2 separate regions of the Homo sapiens genome follow, and region 2 is linked to region 1. Evidence: chromatin contacts called from ENCODE Hi-C or POLR2A ChIA-PET data. All regions are on one chromosome and are shown on one strand. The core of a region is the stretch at or near the end of the contact, and the rest is flanking DNA. Distances in the headings are between cores, read along the strand shown.

Evidence for each region. A loop is a pair of places that touch in the nucleus more often than their neighbours do. ChIA-PET counts read pairs that join two places held with the same protein, here RNA polymerase II (POLR2A). Pooled maps may share reads with other maps.
Region 2: a loop to region 1 is called in a pooled map of gastrocnemius medialis, with 3 times the contacts of the local background. The contact joins two enhancer-like sites. A Hi-C loop is called at or near these places in 4 of 168 maps with a recorded cell type or tissue (IMR-90, MCF 10A, esophagus squamous epithelium and 1 more) and 9 of 50 pooled maps. POLR2A ChIA-PET finds 5 or more read pairs at or near these places in 4 of 52 experiments (H1, MCF 10A, WTC11 and 1 more).

What each region holds. Positions count from the first base shown.
Region 1 is chr12:569,323-572,022 of GRCh38, forward strand. The region is part of intron 1 of NINJ2 (ninjurin 2); the gene reads right to left. Among named protein-coding and RNA genes, the nearest start is that of NINJ2-AS1, 60 kb to the right of the region's middle. Within about 2 kb of position 1,254, at least 31 of the 41 ENCODE cell types and tissues checked have a DNase peak (open chromatin) inside an H3K27ac peak, as active enhancers do.
Region 2 is chr12:904,428-907,127 of GRCh38, forward strand. The region is part of intron 26 of WNK1 (WNK lysine deficient protein kinase 1); the gene reads left to right. Among named protein-coding and RNA genes, the nearest start is that of RAD52, 44 kb to the right of the region's middle. RefSeq lists an enhancer at 1,237-1,336. Within about 2 kb of position 1,269, at least 3 of the 41 ENCODE cell types and tissues checked have a DNase peak (open chromatin) inside an H3K27ac peak, as active enhancers do.

The DNA.
Region 1 (2,700 bases), core at 4-2,503:
CATTTGGTGAAGGTTTGTCCTCGGTCTCCAAGAGCACTCATTAGGCAAGAGAGTCTCACCCCCTGCACCCAAATTCAAAGTGTCTCTGCCCAGGTTCAACTGTGCCCCCTGGCCTCCCTGCCCCATGGCTGTGCCACCCCTCCTGTCTCTTCCCCATCCTCCAGTTTGTGCAGTAGCAGCAAGCTTTGCCCTTTCTCCTCCTTCCTGGTCTAGCTCAGAGGGAGACAGACCCCCTTCCCCCCAAATGTATCGTTAACAGTGGACAAAACCTTAAACCCAAACCTCTAGTGGCATGTGTTGAGCACTGACCAAATAGTGGGGGAAGGGGTGGCAGGGGGTGGCAGGGGTGAGTACACGGGCAGCACGGAGGTCTTCCCAACCTCTATGGAAGGTATTGCCATTTGTAAGTTTTAACAGAGCTGGTTGGCTTTTGTTGTTACATTAATCTGAGAGCCATTGCTTCACAGAGGACGTGAGGCTCGCAGTGTGCTTAGGGGGTGCGCCTCATCCTTTCCTCGCTAAATGCGGGGCCGACTCGGGCCTGCCTTTCACTGCGGGTGCTGGGCGGGATCAGGGTGTCCCCGCCTGCTCCAGAGTGTCCACACGGTGGCGCGCGCGGTCCAGAGACGTGACTTGGGCGCCGCGGCTGCCGGGGGGCGTTTCCACCCCGAGGAACCCACGCGCAGGACGGGATTAATGGGAAACCTGGACCCCTCCGAGGCCCAGGACGGGAGCCTCGCCCGCAAGTCTGGATGGGCCGAACTAAAACCCACCAAACGCGTGCGTCAAGCCAGAGTTCGAGAATCAACCGAAGCTGAAATGGAGCCAGCGTGGGGTGGGGGGACCCAGAAGGGAGGGGCCTCCAGCACAACCTGCAGCCGAGGGGACGGCGGGCAGAAGGGCCGGCAGTGAGGCCCTGGCGAAGGTGCCTGGAAAGGGGTCCTCTCATTGCAGCATCTTTAAAAGCAGGGACCGGGCTTTTCTAATCCTCGTGGGCCAGTTTAGGTGCAGCCCTGCTCTGCGGCAGAGGGATGGATGGAATGACCTGAGGGCCCTCCCTTCTAGCGGGAGGAGAGGATCAGATAAAGTCCTAAATCCTGCAGGGGGTCATCCTTTTCGCCCACAGCCCAGGGACTGGGAGCAACTCCACAGGGGTCAGGGTGACAGAGGAGTGGGGAGCGCAGCAGGGTGGCCCCCGCTCCCGCTCAGAGGAGCTGGCCCTTTAAGGCCAGGCCCAGGCGGGTCGGGAACAGAGACCCGGGAATGTGGGCTGGACTGGGGAGCAGAGCCACCCAGCATGAGTCATTCCCGTTTCGCCGGACTCTTCGCCGCTGGCTCTCGCTTGCCGCCCTCCCCTGGCCCTGGCCCTGGCCTCTGCGCCCTCCCTGCAGAGCTGGTCCGGGTGGGCTGGCGGCCTCCACCCGCCACAAGCGCACAGGGCTCTGCCCACTCCCCGCCCCTTTTCTGCTGATCCTCGAGGAGCAGGGGACCGGTGGGCTAGGACTGCTGGTTGCTGGGCCCAGCTCTGCCTCTGGGCTTGGAACTTTGGTGCTGAGTTTCCACATCTATAAAACTGGAGGAAAATCCCATCTCTGGAGGGCAGAGGCCATGGACAGCAGAACGACACTTTGCTCCTTCACAGAAGGAAGGACAGAATCCAAGCGGTTCCCATTTTCCCAGGCTGAGATCCCTCTCTCAATGAGGCTGGCTCTCGGTATCTTCCTCAGGTCTCATTCTGCCCCGCCCCACTTGCCCCTCCCCTGCCACTCAAGGGCGGCAGGACACTGACCCAAGACTCATAGCTTTGGGCTCCCAGAGTCCCTGTTCAAGGCGCGGTTGCCTGTGGGAAAGGCTGCCCATCAAAATCTGGCCAACCAATGACACCTGGACAGACGGGGAGTTTGGGGCGGCATGAAGCTGGAGCGCGGCCAGTGCAGGGAAGGTGGGAGTAGATCCAGAGTTTGATCTGGACGCCCTTGGGCATCTGGGCAACAAGAGGACGTGGGTTTGATGATTGGCATGGGATGAGGCAGGGGGGTGGGGGACACCAGAGACCCAGCGGTTTGCCCCATTCCTGGGCCTGCCTGGCAGACGTGGGTTTGGTGATTGGCATGGGATGAGGCAGGGGGGTGGGGGACACCACAGACCCAGCGGTTTGCCCCATTCCTGGGCCTGCCCGGCACAGTCATTACCCTCCCTCTTCCGCGCCCTCCTCTCTCGTTCCAGCTCAGACTTCCCTGTCACCTAGGCCTCTTGCCAAGTCCCAGCTCCTAAGGCTGGTGCGATTCCATCCCTTGAAGTCAAGGATTGCTTCATTGTTCTGCCAGACAGCCCTTTATCCCTTAATCCTTGTTGGCCTATATTTTTGTTTATTTACAGGACTTAGGTTGGATAGGAAAGGAATGCCTTTTTTAACAGAAAAGTAAACATGTTTTTCATTGTTTATCGACTTTATGGTCAGTGGGGACCATAAGCTCCAACAGATCATTCTGCTCTTTCTTGGAAACAAGATTACAGGGCTGTTCTCCCAGAGGGCCATGGAGGTTGGGTAAACCCCAGAGTGGTAAGTAACTGCCCTACCAAAAAGCCATGGAGCCCGCAGATCAGTGTGTTTAGGCCCTGGGGCCTGTGGCAGGCAGTGTGTGTCCCAAGGGAAGTATAGGCATGGTGAGGGGAGTTGTAGCAGCCCAGAGGGCATCA
Region 2 (2,700 bases), core at 19-2,518, 340 kb after region 1:
CATTGCTTCTCTCTTTGTGCTTCAGGGAAGATGGTGAAAAAAGTCTGTCCTTGCAACCAGCTCTGTAGTAATTATCTTTTCTGTTATTTTTGGTCCTTGATTGCAAAGCCTGTTAACCATGAGTTCTTTCAACTCTGCAGTCTCATAGCTCCCTGATTCCTAACTTCCATCTATCTCTGTATCCTATTCTAATAAATATTTAACATGCTTAATTGAGAAATCATCTCCTAGTCGGTGCCCTCAGTGATAACCCCATGTGAGCCTAGCTTGTGACAGACATGGATTGGTAATGGCCATGGGTATATATAGGGAGGTCAGGGATGCCTAGTTCCTATGGGAGAGCGATCCTTTGGTCAGCAAATATGTGCCGGGCAGTGTTATTACCCCAACTGGAAACTCAGCAGTGACGAAAGCATACAAAAGTCCATGCCCTCCCACGTTCACACTGAAGTGGGAGATGTGTGCTAGATTGACGAGGAGAAAAACACCACTTTCTAGAGTTTGTCTTCTTAGACTGTGGCTTCTCATACTTTAATGAGAAGGCCACTTACAGTGTTGTAGGTAGGGTCAACAGGGAAATTCTGTACTTGGGATGTTGGGCTGTAAGTTATGGTTCATAATAGGTTATTGTTAGTAGGATCTGGTGATGTGGGAATAGGGGAAATGTATTATAATGGCAGGAGGAAATTTAAAAATGAATCTTGGGGGTAAGTCTATACTACTTATTAGGGCTTTTCAGAAGAACTAAAAAAGGTTAAGAAGTTAGCATATTCTCTCAAAGGCCTTTCTACATCTTTTATAGTCAAGTCTCCTTTTCTTAGGAGTTAATTTCTGGTCAGAAAATGATAGGTTTGTTTCATTCTTTAATGGGAGGCCTGTATACAGAAGCCAGAACGTGAAGGTTTAGCTGTATGGTTGACTCTTCCTCATGGTTTCTCTTTCCTCATAGAGAATCCTGTATTAGGTAATGTAGGGTAAAATGAAAAGTGAAATTTCGTTCTAAAGGGGCCTCGCAGCATCAGGGGCGACAGACTAGAGAGGTGTGTCTCCCAGCATGAGCTCTGTGGATAAGCAATGGTCACGCCTCCTGAGCTTCTTGTATTTAGCTTTTGACAGCTCTGCTCCCCTGTGATTATTTCTGTTTTTTGTTTTGATTGTCTCTCACATCAAGCTCACCAAGCAATAATTGTTCAAACAGGATGACAATCCCCATGCATGTGATATGCTTGCTTTCTAGATTGAGTCACTCACTGTCATGACTGCCCATCCTCATTGCCTGTGCTTCCCACTTCACCACTCTCTCACATTGGCTGTTCATGGAAGGCTGTTTTCTGTGCTCTCATGCTTCTCCCCTCGCGTTTCCTGTACTGTAGGGAGCTTACTCTTCCCTTCACACTGTATGTGCAATAGCAATCCCCTTGTGGCTCCAGCAGACACCAAGAAATGAGCTGACACTCACACTGCAGTAGTTCCGTGTCTTGCCATAGCGGTAAGAAGCATGTGACCTTCCTCACTGCAGCTTCACCTCAGAATTAGCTGTTACTGCAGCACAGACCTGCTTGTGTGTGCCATTCCCCAGGTGGTAGGATATAAGCTTGACTTGAGACCAGCGATGGTCAGTAACAGGCTTTGAAGTGGCAGGATTGCGTTAGGTGTGCTGCTGTGATCTGGTGCTGCTTTGACCTTGAAAGCAGGATAACGCATGCACTTACTTACCCCCGCATTACTTGGGTACCTTAAGGACTAGTGGTTCACAACTTACTTTAGGAGCTTTTATTTATTCTGTAACACGTGAGATCTGGTAAGACAGTGGGGGGTAAGGAAAACAGACAAGACCATGACTCTTCTTTCCCTCTTCCCCAAAACGTGCCTCTTGGAATAATCTTCAGTGTGCCCTCCAGCAGAGCCGAAATCAGGCAGGCATAGACTCCCTCCTCTCTCATCAAACCGCAGAAATAGAGTTCCTTCATCATAACCGCAAAGCTTCCTCCTCCCCTTTGCACCCTGCCTCAGCTGCATTTTCTTGTCGCTTCTACATGGGAGTGCTTGCTGTTCTGGGAAGAGTGGGGAGAAGCGGTGGGAATCCTTGAGCCAATTGAAACTGAGGTCATCTTCAGGAAAACCATGTCTTCCTGAAGTTGAAAGATTCAGGCACACCATACAGTCCTTTCCTCATGAATAATCTTGTTCTTTACTCATGGGAAATTGGGAGAGGTTAACCCCTCCCAAGTTTATGTTTGCAAATTCATGTTTATGGGTCCAGGTGAAAAACTTTTCTGAACACAGCATGCTACTTCTCTTATTACCTCTCTCTATTTAAAGAATGGCTAGGCTGAGCATGGTGGCTCACACCTGTAATCCCAGCACTTTGGGAGGCTGACATGGCAGGATTGCCTGAGCCCAGCAGTTCATGACTAAGCAACATATGGAGATTCTGTCTATATAAAAAAGTAAAAAATTAACTGGGTGTGGAAGTGCATACGTCTAGTCCCAAGCTACTTGGGAGGCTGAGGCAGGAGGAGTTGGAGGCTGCAGTGAGACGTGATTGTGCCGCTGTATCCAGCCTGGGTGACAGAAAAAGAAGAGACCCTTCCTTTAAAAAAAAAAAAAAGCCGGGCGTGGTGGCTCACGTCTGTAATCCCAGCACTTTGGGAGGCCAAGGCGGGCGGATCACCTGAGGTCAGGAGTTCTTGAGACCAG